Regions from separate parts of the Homo sapiens genome. Here region 1 is linked to region 2. A link is an interaction called in ENCODE POLR2A ChIA-PET data of the cell type or tissue named here. Cell type or tissue: GM12878. All regions are shown on one strand. Each heading gives the region's core, and the rest is flanking DNA. Links, peaks and the distances in the headings are about the cores only.

Region 1 (8,335 bases), core at 84-8,083, 77 kb before region 2:
CATGGTCACCAAAGTCACCAAGCTTTGTGACTTTGGGAAAGCCACTGAACCTTTTAAATTCCCCATGAGAGGCCGGGTGCGGTAGTTCACGCCTGTAATCCCAGCACTTTGAGAGGCCAAGGCAGGTGGATCACTTGAGGTCAGGAGTTCGAGACCAGCCTGACCAACATGGCAAAATCCTGTCACTACTAAAAATACAAAAATTAGCTCCCTCTCCCTCTCCCTCTCCCAGTCTCCCTCTGAACTGTCCTGCTGCCATCTCGGCTCACTGCAACCTCCCTGCCTGATTCTCCTGCCTCAGCCTGCCAAGTGCCTGCCATTGCAGGCGCGCGCCGCCACGCCTGACGGGTTTTCGTATTTTTTTGGTGGAGACGGGGTTTCACTGTGTTGGCCGGGCTGGTCTCCAGCTCCTAACCACGGGTGATCCGCCAGCCTCGGCCTCCCGAGGTGCCGGGATTGCAGACGGAGTCTCGTTAACTCAGTGCTCAATGGTGCCCAGGCTGGAGTGCAGTGGCGTGATCTCGGCTACAACCTCCACCTCCCAGCCGCCTGCCTTGGCCCCCCAAAGTGCCGAGATTGCAGCCTCTGCCCGGCCGCCACCCCGTCTGGGAAGTGAGGTGCGTCTCTGTCTGGCCGCCCATCGTCTGGGATGTGAGGAGCCCCTCTGCCTGGCTGCCCAGTCTGGAAAGTGAGGAGCGTCTCTGCCCGGCCGCCATCCCACCTAGGAAGTGAGGAGCGTCTCTGCCCTGCCGCCCATCGTCTGAGATGTGGGGAGCACCTCTGCCCCGCCGCCCCATCTGGGAGGTGAGGAGCGTCTCTGCCCGGCCGCCCGTCTGAGAAGTGAGGAGACCCTCGGCCTGGCAACCACCCCATCTGAGAAGTGAGGAGCCCCTCCGCCCGGCTGCCACCCTGTCTGGGAACTGAGGAGCGTCTCTGCCCGGCAGCCACCCCGTCCGGGAGGTGAGGGGCGCCTCTGCCCCGCCGCCCCTACTGGGAAGTGAGGAGCCCCTCAGCCCGGCCGGCCGCCCCGTCCGGGAGGGAGGTGGGGGAGTCAGCCCCCGGCCCGGCCAGCCGCCCCGTCCGGGAGGGAGGTGGGGGGTCAGCCCCCCACCCAGCCAGCCACCCCGTCCGGGAGGTGAGGGGCACCTCTGCCCCGCCGCCCCTACTGGGAAGTGAGGAGCCCCTCTGCCCGGCCAGCCGCCCCGTCCGGGAGGGAGGTGGGGGGGTCAGCCCCCCGCCCGGCGAGACGCCCCGTCCGGGAGGGAGGTGGGGGGTCAGCCCCCTGCCCGGCCAGCCGCCCCGTCCAGGAGGTGAGGGGCGCCTCTGCCCGGCCGCCCCTACTGGGAAGTGAGGAGCCCCTCTGCCCGGCCAGCCGCCCCGTCCGGGAGGGAGGTGGGGGGGTCAGCCCCCGGCCCGGCCAGCCGCCCCGTCCTGGAGGGAGGTGGGGGAGTCAGCCCCCGGCCCGGCCAGCCGCCCCGTCCGGGAGGGAGGTGGGGGGTCAGCCCCCCACCCAGCCAGCCACCCCGTCCGGGAGGTGACGGGCACCTCTGCCCCGCCGCCCCTACTGGGAAGTGAGGAGCCCCTCTGCCCGGCCAGCCGCCCCGTCCGGGAGGGAGGTGGGGGAGTCAGCCCCCCGCCCGGCCAGCCGCCCCGTCCGGGAGGGAGGTGGGGGGGGTCAGCCCCCCGCCTGGCCAGCCGCCCCGTCCGGGAGGGAGGTGGGGGGGTCAGCCCCCCACCCGGCGAGACGCCCCGTCCGGGAGGGAGGTGGGGGGTCAGCCCCCTGCCCGGCCAGCCGCCCCGTCCGGGAGGTGAGGGGCGCCTCTGCCCGGCCGCCCCTACTGGGAAGTGAGGAGCCCCTCTGCCCGGCCACCACCCCGTCTGGGAGGTGTACCCAACAGCTCATTGAGAACGGGCCATGATGACAATGGCGGTTTTGTGGAATAGAAAAGGGGGAAAGGTGGGGAAAAGATTGAGAAATCGGATGGTTGCCGTGTCTGTGTAGAAAGAAGTAGACATGGGAGACTTTTCATTTTGTTCTGTACTAAGAAAAATTCTTCTGCCTTGGGATCCTGTTGATCTATGACCTTACCCCCAACCCTGTGCTCTCTGAAACATGTGCTGTGTCCACTCAGGGTTAAATGGATTAAGGGCGGTGCAAGATGTGCTTTGTTAAACAGATGCTTGAAGGCAGCATGCTCATTAAGAGTCATCACCATTCCCTAATCTCAAGTACCCAGGGACACACACACTCTGCCTAGGAAAACCAGAGACCTTTGTTCACTTGTTTATCTGCTGACCTTCCCTCCACTATTGTCCTATGACCCTGCCAAATCCCCCTCTGCGAGAAACACCCAAGAATGATCAATAAAAAAAAAAAAAAAAAAAAAAAAAAAAAAAAAAGTTGTTCTCGTGTAAGTATAGAGTAGAATAGTGGTTACTAGAGGCTAGGAAGAAGAGAGGGAGGAAGGATAAAAGAGGTTGGTTAATGGATACCATATTACAGCTAGATAGGAGGAATAAGTTCTAGTAGTCTATAACACTGTAGGGTGAATATAGTTAACAACAATTTATTGTATATTTTTAAACAGCTAGAAGAGGATTTTTAATGGTTTCCAATACAAATAAATGATAACTGTTTGAGGTGACGGATATGTTAATTACCCTGAATTGATCATAACATATTGTATATATCAATATGATACACAATGTGTATCAAAATATTACACTGTCCCCATAAATATGTACAATTATTACATGTTGATTAAAAAATAATAATTTTTAGGCCAGACACAGTGGCTCACGCCTGTAATCCCAGCACTTTGGGAGGCTGAAACAGGCGGATCACTTGAGGTCAGGAGTTCAAGACCAGCCTAGCAAACATAGTGAAAGCCTGTCTCTACTAAAAATACAAAAACTAGTTGGTGTTGTGGCAGGCGCCTGTAATACCAGCTACTCGGGAGGCTGAGGCAGAAGAATCACTTGAACCTGAGAGGCAGAGGTTGCAGGGAGCTGAGATTGCTCCACTGCACTCCAGCCTGCGAGACAGAGCAAGACTGTCAAAAAAAAAAAAAGTTAAAGAAATATCAAAGCATTGAAAGCACTTCTTTCTTTCCTGTTACAGTAAATCATTTTCTTAGGGCATTTCAAAGACTAGCTTTTGTCAGTAGTAGAAGGCAATATGAGGATGTATTATCCTCCCATCTAGGCTACTTCTCTACCTCGCCTGAGGGTAAAGTGATGGAGATGAGAGGAGAAAAATGAAGGCTTCAACTCTTCTTCTGTATGTTGTGATTTTGAATTTTAACACAGTTTTATATTTTAATATATTTACTTAGCATTATAGCGTAAACACTTTCCCATGCTATAAAATAGTATTTTTAGTAGCTACAGAATATTTCATTGAATAGATATACAATGACTACTTAACTATTTCTCTATGTGTACATTAGGTTTCCCTCCAATTTTTCATTATCTTAAATAAGGCTGCAATAAACGTCTCTCATATACAGCACTTTCCTTACAGCTACTTGCTGAGGATGGATGCTTAAAAGTAGAACTGCTAGGCCAGGCTCAGTGGCTCACGCCTGTAATCTCAGCACTTTGGGAGGCAGACAAAGGCAGATCACACGAGGCCAGGAAATCGAAACCAGCCTGGGCAATATGGTGAAACCCCATCTCTACTAAAAATAATTTTTTTAAAAAATTAGCCGGGTGTGATGGCGTGCTCCTGTATTCCCAGCTACTCAGGTGGCTGAGGCATGAGAATCCCTTGAACCCTGGAGATGGAGGTTAAAGTGAGCCAAGATTGTGCTACTGCACTCCAGCCTGAGCAACAAGCAAGATCCTATCTCAAAAAACAAATAAATAAATAAATAAAATCAGTTTAAATAAAAATAAATAAACAAATAAAAGTAGAACAACTAAACTGGTGCTGTAGCATGTGCCTGTAATCCCAGCTGTTTGGGAGGCTGAGTCAAGAGGATCCCTTGTGCCCAGCAGCTTGAGACCAGCTTGAGCAACATAGTAAGATTCTGTCTCACAAATATATATACCTTTTGACCAGTAGGGGTTTGTTTTGTTTTGTTTTTGAGATGGGATCTCATCATGTTGCTCAGGCTGGGCTCCAATTCCTAGCCACAAGTGATCCTCTGGCCCCAGCCTCCCAAGTACCTGGGACTATAGTCACGTGTCACTGGGCCTGGCTTTGTTTTCTAAATTCTTGATAAATATTGGCAAACACTTTTCTCTGAAAGACATGTGTACATTTAGACCTTTACCAGAAACATATGAGACTGGATGTGGGTGATTTTAAAACCAAAAAAATGACATGATCAGATTTTTAAAAGGTTATGTCTGACTTCATGTCTGGGCCTAATTAGATGGTGGGGGGTTATGGTAGTCCAGGTACAGATGGTGAGGGCCTGGTAAGAACTAGAGGGAAGGTGCTGGGCGCAGTGGCTCACGCCTGTAATCCCAGCACATTGGGAGGCTAAGGCGGGCAGATCACTTGAGGTCAGAAGTTTGAGACCAGCCTGGCCAACATGGTGAAACCTCATCACTACTAAAAATACAAAAATTAGCCCCAGGTGTGGTGGTGGGCACCTGTAATCCCAGCTACTTGAGAGGCTGAGGCAGGAGAATCACTTGAACCCAGGAGGCAGAGGTTGCAGTGAGCAGAGATCACACCACAGCACTCTAGCCTGGGCAACAAAGCAAGACTCCATCTCAAAAAACAAAACAAAACAAAACAAAAAAACAAAAACAAAACTGGAAGTAAGGCTTCTTTAAGTAGGCTTAGTCACCAGACAACCAGCAAAGAAGAAAGGCCTTTAAATTGCCACGTATCTATTCCACAGTTAAGACATCACATATTGTCTGCTGTGTTTGCTTGAAGGTTACTGCAGCATCTGAGGATCCTTGAGGATGTTTTCTGTTCACATAAAGACACATGATGCAGAAAGGTCATAAATATGTCATGTCATATTAAAGTAGAAAGAAGCACAGAAAGGCTCAGATATTTTTTACATTCAAGCTTTCTTTTTTAAAAAACAAAATGCTTTCCTTACTTCATTTCTTATTGCAAAAATAAGCCATGCTCACTTTCCTACTTGGAATTGTCATGCTGCTTCTCTCACATCCTAGAGAGCTTTAACGTCTTTTTGATAGTCCTACAGCCTCAGAATAAATTTCCCTCAAGACCATTTTAGAGCCTAAAAATAGCTATAGTGTTAGAGTTACCTTTTCCTTGAGTAAGAAAGGTAATCTTTATAAATCACTTTAAATTGTCCATTTACAACTAACTAGAACTTAAATCTCTATTTTAAAGTTCTTAAGCTTGCCTTATAAACCTAAATACACAAAGAGTATTGACCTAAACCCTGACTCTTGGCTATATTAACTCTAATTGTCAACTGCAGCAGCAATTTACTCAACTAAATGGGATAAAATCATCCAAGAAGAAAAAGAAGAGGAGGATGGCGAGAGGAGGAGGAAGGGGAAGGGAAGAAAAAGAAAGATGAAGAGGAAGAAAAATGCTTATTTCATGTAGTTTTACCTAATTTGTTTGGTTTATCCTTCACTTCCATGGAAATTTGCTTAGAGATTAAAAAATTAAATCTGTCTATAAGGGAAACATGGAATAATATTTCATCACAATAAATTTTAATGCACTTCTTCTTCATCTCTATGTATCTGTCTAAGTTGGTTCCTTCATATGTGATACTTCCACAAAAATTGGAAATTACTATTTTTACAACCAGCTCCCTCATTCTTGCCTTGTCCCTGCTACTGCAGAATCTGCTCCACATGCTTCATACAGTAAGTCTCATTTAAGGATAAACCAAAAGCTACAGAGTGTCCAGCACCTTCAAGAACAGAAGTAATTTCATCAGCTGATTTTCCGCAGATTATAACTGGCTTTCCTCTACTACCAACTCCAGTTTTTTTAACCGACAAAATCACACTTTTGTTCAAAAATAGTGGTTAGCCCCAGCAAGCCTGCATAAATCTATTTACCCCCATAATATATCTATAGTATTGCATTTATACTACTACCAAAGTGATCACATACTAGAAGAAATAGTTACAGCCTGTGCGTGTGTGTGTGTATTTTAAGAGATGGGGTCTCATTCTATCACCCAGGCTGAAGTGCAGTGGCATGATCATAGCTTGCTGCAGCTTCCAATTCCTAGGCTCAAGCAAGCCTCCCATATCAGCCTTCTGATTCCCTGGGATTACAAGCATAAGCCGCCCAGCCCAGTTCTAGTTTTTATTACATTAAGAAGTAAGGTTTTCAACCAAACTTTTAAAGTGTCAAGTATCAGGAAGGCACTTCACTGGCAATGAGGGAAAACAATTGGAGGCTCAGGCACTACAAGGAAGGGAAGAAGGAAGGGATGGGAGAGAGGAAAAGAGGAAAGGAAGAAGGGAGGAAGGGAGGGAGGGAATATAATAAATAGATACCTCATATCTATCATCTATCTATCTATCTATCTATCTATCTATCTATCTATCATAATATATAACTAAATGTAAACAAAGTTCCATATTTTGACCCAATTAGAAATCCAAAACTTATATACTAAAGAATTTATATAACAAAAAGATTTTAAAAGGTCTGGTTGGCTTTTGTGCTTCTACAACACAGGTTTTAACTTAACTTTAGCATTTGTTACAATACACCAGTTGACAAAACTTCATGGATTTAATCAACACTGGGCTCAAATTATAGTCATTCATGGGAATCACATGAAATTTAAACACTGTGCTTCCCTATGATCTTGAGAAGGTAACTAAATATAATATAAAGAAAAAAATGGGTATGTCTCACTTTAACTATAGCCTTGCCTAAATTTCCCATAGTCAGAGTATCCATTGCTGTTTATATTGGGCATATATACTCTGATAAATTAAAATTAAAATAAGTTTATAGTGGTTACAAACTGCCTTGATAAAATGTGACACTGTGAACCCCCAGTTAAAATAGTTAATATGGCCCAACAAGTTAAAACTGGGCCTTCAAGAATTAAAATGTATTATGTATATATATATAGAGAAAATCCAGTTAATAAAGGGTCCCCATTACTTCTACATTTGAGAACTGATATGGTTTGGCTCTGTGTCCCTACCCAAATCTCCTCTTGAATTGTAATCCCCACGTATCGAGGGAGGGGCCTGGTGGGAAGTGATTGAATTGTGGGGAGGTTTCCGCCATGCTGTTCTTTGATAGTGAGGGAGTTCTCACTAGATCCGATGGTTTAAAAGTGGCAGTTTCCCCTGTACGCTCTCTCTCTTGCTGTCTTGTGAAGAGGGTACTTCCTTCTCCTTCACCTTCCACCATGATTTTAAGTTTCCTGAGGCCTCCCAGCCATGCAAAACTGTGAGTCGATTAAACCTCCTGCCTTTATAAATTACCCAGTCTCAGGCAGTTCTTTATAGTGTGTGAAAACAGACTAATACAGAGAATTGGTACCGGGAGAGGGGCACTGCTATAAAGATAACCTGAAAATGTGGAAATGACTTTGGAACTGGGTAACAGGCAGAGGTTGAGACAGTTTGGAGGACTCAGAAGAAAATGGAGGGGTAGTGGGAGGGAAAGCATCAGGAAGAATAGATCATGGACACTGGGCTTAATACCTGGGTGATGGGATGATGTGTACAGCAAACCACCATGGCACACATCTACCTATGTAACAATTCTGCACATCCTGCACACGTATCCTGCAACTTAAAATAAAAGTTGAAGAAAAAAAATCCCTTATGTATTAAAAAAGAACAGAAAGAAGGCAGGAAGATATGGGAAAGTTTGGAACTTCCTAGAGACTTGTTGAATGATTTTGACCAAACTGCTGATAGTGATATGGACAATGAAGTCCAGGCTGAGGTGGTCTCAGATGGAAATGAGGAACTTAATGGGAACTGGAGTAAAGGTCACTCATGCTATCCTTTAGCAAAGAGACTGGCAGCATTTTACCCCTGCCCTAGAGATCTGTGGGACTTTGAACTTGAGAGAGATGATTTAGGGTATCTGGGGAAGAAATTTCTAAGCAGCAAAGTGTTCACGAAGTGTCCTGGCTGTTTCTGAAAGCATTCAGTCATATGCATTCACAAACAGATTATCTAAAACTGGAACTTTTATTTAAAAGGAAAGCAGAGTATAAAACTTAGGAAAATTTGCAGCCTGATGATGAGGTAGAAAAGAAAAACCCATTTTCTAGGGAGAAATTCAAGCTGGCTGCAGAAATTTGCATAAGTAAAAAGGAACCAAATGTTAATAGCCAAGATAACGGGGAAAATGTCTGCAGGGCATGTCAGAGATCTTTGCAGCAGCCTCCCC
Region 2 (8,335 bases), core at 128-8,127:
ACATAAGGCAAATTTCAAGCTGAGAGAACCTAGAGCTTAAATGTAAACTTTGAAAAATCCTAAAATAAACTTTTGGGGGATTGAAAATATAATTAAAACATTCATTGAATAAAGGACAAAAGTAAACCATTAATCTAATATCACATACACACAAAATGTAAATACTTAAATATTTTTGGTCTTTAACCCTATGGCCCTTAACTCCTGTGGCATTATCACCTGCCACTTCCGTCATCTCTAGTGCCTTAATGACAGTGAGTTACAATAAACCAGAAGCATGTGTTGGCATTTTTAAAAATTAACATGCCAGGACCCCATCAGAAACTTAGCAAATCAAAATCCCAGTGGTCAAGGGAACCCAGGACATACGTTATAAAGCATATTTAAAATGCTCAAGGCAGCTGGGCATGGTGGCTCATGCCTGTAATCCCAGCACTTTGGGAGGCCGAGGCAGGTGGATCGCCTGCGGTTAGGAGTTTGAGAACAGCCTGGCCAACATGGCAAAAACCTGTCACTACTAAAAATACAAAAACTAGCTGGGTGTGGTGGCAGATGCCTATAGTCCCAGCTACTCGGGAGGCTGAGGCAATAGAATCGTTTGAACCCAGGAGGTGGAGGCTGCAGCATGCCGAGGTCACACCACTGCACTCCAGCCTGGGTGACAGAGCGAGGCTTTGTCTCGAAAAAATAAAATAAAATAGAATAAAATAAAATGCTCAAGGTGATTCTGCTGTAAGTTGACTCAATAACATAAGTCATTATTTTTTATAAACTAATAAAACTTATTTATTAAAGGGATCATTTCTTTAGGGTCTGGATTTATATTACTTTGCATGCCTAAATAGGTATTTTTATACAAACTCTGAATTCTCCTAGAACCTGATATTTTTATAAAGTAAAAAATTATTTACCTGGAGCAGAAAAGGTCAGGTATTTCATCAGCTGTATTAGTTCTGGCAAGTATCTGTAAATTAAAATAAAATCATTTTTTAGAAGAGGTCCCATAAGTGTCTACCATTGACCAAATAAATACATCCAGATATATTGTGAACGGTGACATGTTTCCAATAATATAAGAAAAAATATTAACTTTGGAGTACAAAGCACTTTACATACTATGACTCACTGAATCTCACACATGACCTCCTAAAGTTCTGGCGCAGTGACTGTGATGGCCCATCTAACCCACCATCAAACACTGCAGGTCTCTAGGTTCCTGGAACAGTAGCTGTAAAAGACTATAAGGCTCAATTGTGCCTCTGGTAAAGTTGAGAGCAAAAATGCTGTCAAACCCAAAATGAGCTTCATGAGAAACTTCCCGAGGCTCAGGTACCACGTTAGCTTTAATGAAAAATACTGTCAATTCTTTTAACACCTATCTATATCAATACACTATTAAGCAGAAGCATGTTTTTTATTCCTCCGCATTGTTGTAGGCAAAGTGCTGCTCCTTATCCAGGATCACTGGTTAAGAAAAAATTCCAACACATAGGCTCAAGAGAGCCAGTGACACCACGGTATAATCAAAGAATAACTATTAAGCACCCACTCAGCACAGAGTTCCATGCTAGAAACTTTAAGGGATAGAGACAAATATGAGACAAGTTTTCTTACCCTCAAAAAATTTAAAATGAAATTGGGAAATTAAAGCCAAAGAATGAGGTGCTGCCTAAGAAATGCCTCAGCAAAAATAATAAATGCTAATGAGTTCAACGCAAAGTTCAGTTTTAGCTAGAGCGGCGAGGGATGCCACTGTGGATACGGTTTTTTAACCAGATACTGGAAAATGGGTAGGATTTACTCACTCAAAGGTTGGGAAATGATACAACAAGCAAAGGTACGAAAGTAAGAAAATACAAAGTACATTTGGAGATAGTAAATTAATAAATTCAGCTGAATCTAAGGTTTCATTTGAGAATTTAAGGGGCAATAAACCAGGGCAAGTAGATTGGATTTTGACATGGTAGTATTCAAAAGCATACTAAAGAATTTAGACCGTATCTTTAGGCACTGTGGAAGTTTTTTTGGAAAGAGGTATTCTTGAGGGTGCTTTAAGAAAATTCTGGAAAAATGATTCTCTCCTACTCAAAGGAGCTTTTCAAAGCGTAAGGGATATAACTATTAACTACTCAGCACCATTTCCTAAAATACTGGAGAATTACTTAATTCCCGAAATCTCCAAGTTAAGAGTCAGTATCCCTTAAAGCATAGTCATGTATGCTTACAAAATAAGAAAATACACATTTAATTTTTCTTTAAAAAATGACTTTTATTAATTTTTATTACAAAAGTAAAGCATTTATAATAGTACAATTATAAAAATAAAGAGCATAAAAATCAGCCATAATCTACCCACCATTAACATGTATCGTATTCGTCTTTGTTCTAAACATATTTTTACAAAAATGGGAAGGTACAGTACATTCTATTCTATAGCCACCCTCTCTCACTGAACCACATATAATGAGCACCTTCATATACCATTATAAAATGCTATCATAAAATAGGAGAAAATAGAGTAAAATAAAATAGAATGTTTAATGATTGCATAGTATTTCATTTTGTCAGTGTAGATAAAAGCCCTGTCAAGACAAGAACCAGTAGTTGGTGGGTTAACTTCTTAAAGTCAATCAGTAAGATAATTTTTTAAATGCACACATAACCTTAATATTTAACTTAAAACTTCTAAATGTATATATGTTTAAGATCAAATGGGGCTTTTTTGTTTCATTGGTATTTTTAGTATGGGGACTGTTGCTTTTTTTTTTTTTTTTGGACAGATTAGCTAGAGTTTCGAGACATGTCTTTTCACAAACAACATCGTAATTCACCCGAGTTTCCATTTTTGTTCCTCTAAAGCAGAACAAAAATCTGAAGGCAGTTTCAAATCTGAGAGCAGAATTATCATCAATGTTAAACATTTTTCCCCAATGTCATACCCAGTTAAGTACTTTGCAAATATAGCCTTTTTATGAATCCAAAGCATTCTATTTATTTTTCATAAAAATAATAATGCTATTTTTAAAAAATGACTATGTTCACCTTCTTATTTCATTCATTTATGTAACATTTAAAATTGCATAAACCTATCCCAGGCAGTGAACAGAGATTTCTGAGCTACCCAGATGACTTAGGCAGAAATGTCTTAAAATACAAATAAAACAGCATTTTGTTTTTGGTTTTTTTTTTTTTAAAGAAATATTTCTTGCACACCTGAGATCTGCACCAGCTGCAGAGGTAAACATGGATAAAAATATTTCTGAAATGAGTCTGGAGTTGTCGTGTGTGTATTTCTCAAACTGAGTGTGGCGTGGCAGTGTGGTAAGAACTAACAAAACCCACAATCCTCATAAAACATATTTTTCAACTGCCTGACAAAAGAGACATCAACTTAATTTGAAAAATAATAATAATAAGGAAAGACAATAGAAAGGCATTTGGTTTTCTGAATAAGACAATCTAAATTTTCCGTCCAGCAGTAGGGAAACAATTGAGGAGCAATGACAAAACAATGGCCGAATGCATAAAAAGACCACACTAATTCAGTGTCAGTTCCTCCACACAACACTACTAATTTTCAATTTTCCCCTTTTCTGGATTATCCACGCTATGCTGGCTTTCCTCTGGTGACAAGCATTATCCTAGACACCTCTATTCAGTCTTAATAAAATAATAATAGCTAATACTTAGTACTTAATCTGAGCCAGGCGCTCTGTCAACAGCTTCCTGTGCATTATCTCATCTAAATAACAAACAGCTTTATAAGGTAGCTGCCATGATTAATTCCCATTTAACAAATCAGGGAACTGAGGTTGAGAGAAAAGAGGTATCTTGTTGCAGGTCTCACACCAATAACCAGCGTAACTGAGATGTGATCACTGGTCAATTTGAGTAGTTTATGCTTTAACCTCTTAACGACTTAGACACTTCCTCTCTGTATTTTTAGGAATACTACTTGTTTTAATATTAGGTGAAAACAAATAATTAGGACTCTTATTTGCTGCAATCAACATCACCACTATTCCAAAGAAAAAATAAAACTAATGTCTAGTTTAATTGCATCTTGCTCATTTGAGTGCTGACAGTACCTTGGATTAGCGACTCTCAAGATTATTTAACATGACACACAGGAACCAATAAATTTTTAATTACAACCGAGCACACACGCACAGGCACATACGCACACTTAAAAGATTTTTCACAAAACAATACTCTCATTACATGTAATGCAGTCTGATATTTTCTATGCGATCTTACTTTTTTTAATGCTAGTCACGACCCACTAAATTTCACAATGCACACGCGCACAGTTAAAATATTTTTCACAAAACAATACTCTCATTACATATAATGCATTCTGATTTTTTTATGCGATCTTATTTTTTTTTAAATGCTAGTCATGACTAAATTAATTTCACCATTCACGAACCGGCTGAAAAAACTCAGTTTGAAAAAACACTGCCTCCAATTATTATGCAGAGTAAACCATATTTTATAGAAACCAGTTCTTACCCTGAATTCAGCTTATTTCTATCCAAATCACTGGCCACTGCAGTGATACTTTATCAACTCTCTAACGAGTTGCTTTCTTGCCTTCTAGGCTTTAGGTTCAAACGATAGAGAAAAGGTCTTCCACGTATTAAGTGAAAAAAGCAAATAAACACCCCTTATGTAACACACGTATATATGTTTGTGTATTAATTAAAAAGGAAGGAAAGATACCCCCCAAATTGTTAGCAGATTCTCTCGAGGATGAGATCGCTACAGGCTGCCTCCATCGTCCCTCCCCCTCCCCACACGTAGCATATTGCTGTAAAAAAGAAAAACAAAAACAAGCTATTTCCTTTAGGTGGGGGTGGGGTTTTGGTCCCTTGAGAACCAGTATCTTGTTATGCATTTTTTTCACGAGCTACCAAGAATCATCGCGTGAGATAATCGCAGGAGCTGGTAAGGCCCTTCTTAGGAGCAAGTAAAAACGATGGCGTAACACGACCACATTTACACAACTGTTGCACGGCGGTAGTAAAAGAATCATTAACACAAAAATCAAACGTTTTCAAATAAACTATAATCGCCCGAGGCTGGGAAAGGCCTAGGTCTGGGGCCAGCTGGACCCAACGCAGGGCACTGGGGGAAGGGGGTGTGTGGACAGGTGGCTCGGGATCTCGGCCCCACAGGTGCCCAGGGGCAAGACTCCGCGGGTTCCCGGCCCTCAATCCGACCCCGCAGACCGCCCCCTCCCCAAGCCCGGACCCGAGGCCTCGTCCGCCGGCCCCTCTGACCCAGGGCCCCGGACAGAAGCGCAATGCAGCCTGCGCCCCACCTCCTTCCCTCGCCCCGCCACCTCGATCCCGGCCCGGAGCCGCCGACACCTCTCACGCAGCAGGGGCAGAAAGGGACGCGGGGTGGGGGGAAGCCGAGGACCTGCGAGGCGGCCGCGGGAGCCCAGCGAGCGGTCCTGGCGTCCCTCGGGAAGAAGGCGCCCCGGGCGCCCGGCGAGCAGGCCCCGCCCGCGGGCGTCGCCCCGGCCGCGCCCCGCCCCCGCCGCGGCACTCACCTCCGCGGAGGCTGCCCGGATTCCTTCCGGGCCGCGGTGGAGACCGAGGACCGAGCCGGGCGCTCTCCCTTCTTATTCCGGTTCCGCGGCGGCGCCCGAATCCCAGACCGTCCGAGCGCCACGGCCCCGCTGCCCGCGGAGCCAGAAATAGGCGACTTCGGCCCCTGCGGTCCGGAGGCGAGAAGCGGCGCGGGAGCGCGTCTCTCAGGACGCGGGCCCCGAGTCGCGACTCCACTCACGCAGGCATCCAAGGCAACGTGGCGTTGCAACCCTGATGGAGGTTTGACGTCAGGGAAGGTGCGAAAACCAGACCCCTTCTGACGCAGGAGCGGCGGGACCGCCCCCTGCCCGCCCACCCACTCACTCACTCTCCCACCCGGGCGGAGGAGCCCCTTCCTCCCCTCCAGAAGCTCTTAAAGCGGACACTTCCTCCCTGGTCAGGGCCCCACTCCGGAGCTTGGGAAATCTATCGCGTTCCAACAAAAATGACTAGACTCATAAGCACAGTTGGGACGCGAAGTAGAGACCAAGGTTTTAGCGTTTGAGGGTCCAAATAAAAACTGCTTGCCAATTCAAAGCAACGTATGAATGTAGAAAAGAAAACGGGGCTAAGAGAGCTAGTCGTTTCCGTTTCCATGCCTATTTCATAGTGAGGTGCATCTCACAAAAGCTGCTGTTCAATGAGCGCTTGCTCTGTGCTAGGCACCGTTTAAGGTTTCTATACATTATTGCATTTCATTTCAGAGTAACTCTGAATGAATCCTATTATTGTCCCCCTTTGACAAATTGAGAAAACTGAGGCTTAAGGAAGTTAGGTATTCAAAGATCTATCCTGCACATTAAAGGGTTACAAATATTAACAAACAACATTAGGTCATGCAATTATATTCACTGCGCTACCCCATTACGAATATAGTTGTGAGCAAAAACAGTTTAAGTGTAACGGAGATCACAAACCTAAATGAATCACACTACTGAATATGAAATTATAATCTGCGATAAGAAGGTTCTGAAACACCTAAACCAATTTTACTAAAATGGAGAGAGGCCCTGTTGCAAAGCTTATGTCTAATGTAAAAATAATCTTAAAATGAGCTACTTTGCTCTTTGGCTGTAGCTGTAATTGTCGTTACCCTTTTTAGTAAGCTTGTGATTTTGTCCCTTTAAAGAACAACAACAAAAAAACTTGCCTATTGCTTTTGCGTCCATTGTTTTTATTCTTTCTGTATTTCTCAGCTCCTTCTTCCCCCACTACATCTTTCTCTCACTTTAAAGTTGGGCTCCTGCAACTGTTCGATTTATAACCTCCCTTAGATTTAACATACCAAAAAGTACGGATTTCTTTTAAGGCAAGTTTTTTCCACATCCCAACTTTGGAATTATAGAAAATCCACTATACATTGATCGAAGCACCATGACATTATGTATTTCACAGATGCTAAGCCATGTTTTTCCCCACATTTTAACATCTGTGAAATCAAGATGCATCTTATAAACTCTCGTTGACCGGGTGGCAGTACAGACCTGGTTGTCATTACCTCCACGTATTACAACGTGGATGTTGCTGTGCAGGTTGTCCTCATTTCAACTGAGATAAGTGCATTGTTTAATAAAACCCATAACCCTAGGAGGAAGGGAATTAACAGACAAAAGTCACTCAAACTTGGAGAGAGATTTTCCTAGGGAAAGAGGGAAGATTTGCCTGGAGAAGATTTTCCTAGGACCAAAAAGAGATTTCCCCAGCATTTAGAAAAGAAAGAGATGGGACTGGCTAAGAACTAGTAGTCTTCTGGGAGCCCTGAGTTACTTACCAAGTACATTCATTCTTGATGGATTTTGGGAACCCATATATGAACAGTTAAATACTAAGCCTACTTGCACCCCCCAAAAATGAAATAACTTCGATATTATTCTTGATAGCCTGATTAGTCAGTTACAACCCCTACAGCTTTTATTCAATAACACCATTGAAGGAGGAAAACAAGTCCTGAATGTTTTGCGTGAAAACACAAAATTGACATATTCAGGTGAGATCAAGAAGGTGCCAGCATCAAAACTTGCAGAATAAGATCAGCTGCTTGGAAGAAAATCCTGCATACAATAGTGCAGCATTCTTCCTTCCTTTCTCTCCCTCTCTGTTTTTTGTTTTTGTTTTTGTTTTTGTTTTGAGACAGGGTCTCCTTCTGTCACCCAGGCTGGAGTTCAGTGGCGCAAACACGGCTCACTGCAGCCTTGACCTCCCAAGCTCAAGCGATCTTCTTGCCTTAGTCTCCAAAGTGGCTGGGACCACAGGCGTGTGCCACCATGCCTGGCTAATTTTTTTACTTTTTGTAGAGATGGGGGTTCTCACTTTTTTGCCCAGGCTGGTCTCGAACTCCTGGCTTCAAGGGATCCTCCCACATTCACCTCCCAAAGTGCTGAGATTACAGATATGAGCTGTAACTGTGCCCAGCTGGAGCATTCTTAAAGTTAGATGCATCACCAACACTTTTGGTGGAAAGCTACAGCCATGGACAACTGATTCAAAAAGTGATTCATAAAAGTTGAGCTCTGGGCTTGGCGCGGTGGCTCACGCCTGTAATCCCAGCACTTTGGGAGCGCGAGGTGGGCGGATCACCTGAGGTCAGGAGTTTGAGACCAGCCTGGCCAACATGGCGAAACTCCATCTCTACTAAAAAAAAACACAAAAATTAGCCAGGCATGGTGGTACATGCCTGTAATCCCAGCTACTGGGGAGGCTGAGGCAGGAGAATCACTTGAACTTGGGAGGCGGAGGTT

The links. Peaks named below come from ENCODE experiments on the same cell type or tissue, not always from the same donor. Only the 100,000 strongest peaks of a DNase experiment are listed, where the experiment ranks them.
Region 1: POLR2A ChIA-PET joins it to region 2 with 10 read pairs; 2 of 35 experiments call an interaction of 5 or more read pairs at or near these places.

The regions. Positions count from the first base shown.
Region 1 is chr2:206,349,620-206,357,954 of GRCh38, reverse strand. No RefSeq gene overlaps it. Among named protein-coding and RNA genes, the nearest start is that of ZDBF2, 79 kb to the right of the region's middle. In GM12878, for the core only: no CTCF peak of the experiment used is centred there; a DNase peak (open chromatin) is centred at 3,624.
Region 2 is chr2:206,272,169-206,280,503 of GRCh38, reverse strand. It overlaps ZDBF2 (zinc finger DBF-type containing 2), which reads right to left and starts at 5,841. Exons shown (of 5, transcript NM_020923.3): 1 at 5,558-5,841; 2 at 912-964. RefSeq lists an enhancer at 4,984-5,483 and silencers at 5,147-5,606, 5,887-5,946. In GM12878, for the core only: no CTCF peak of the experiment used is centred there; a DNase peak (open chromatin) is centred at 4,853; H3K4me3 peaks cover 3,326 bases; H3K27ac peaks cover 2,852 bases.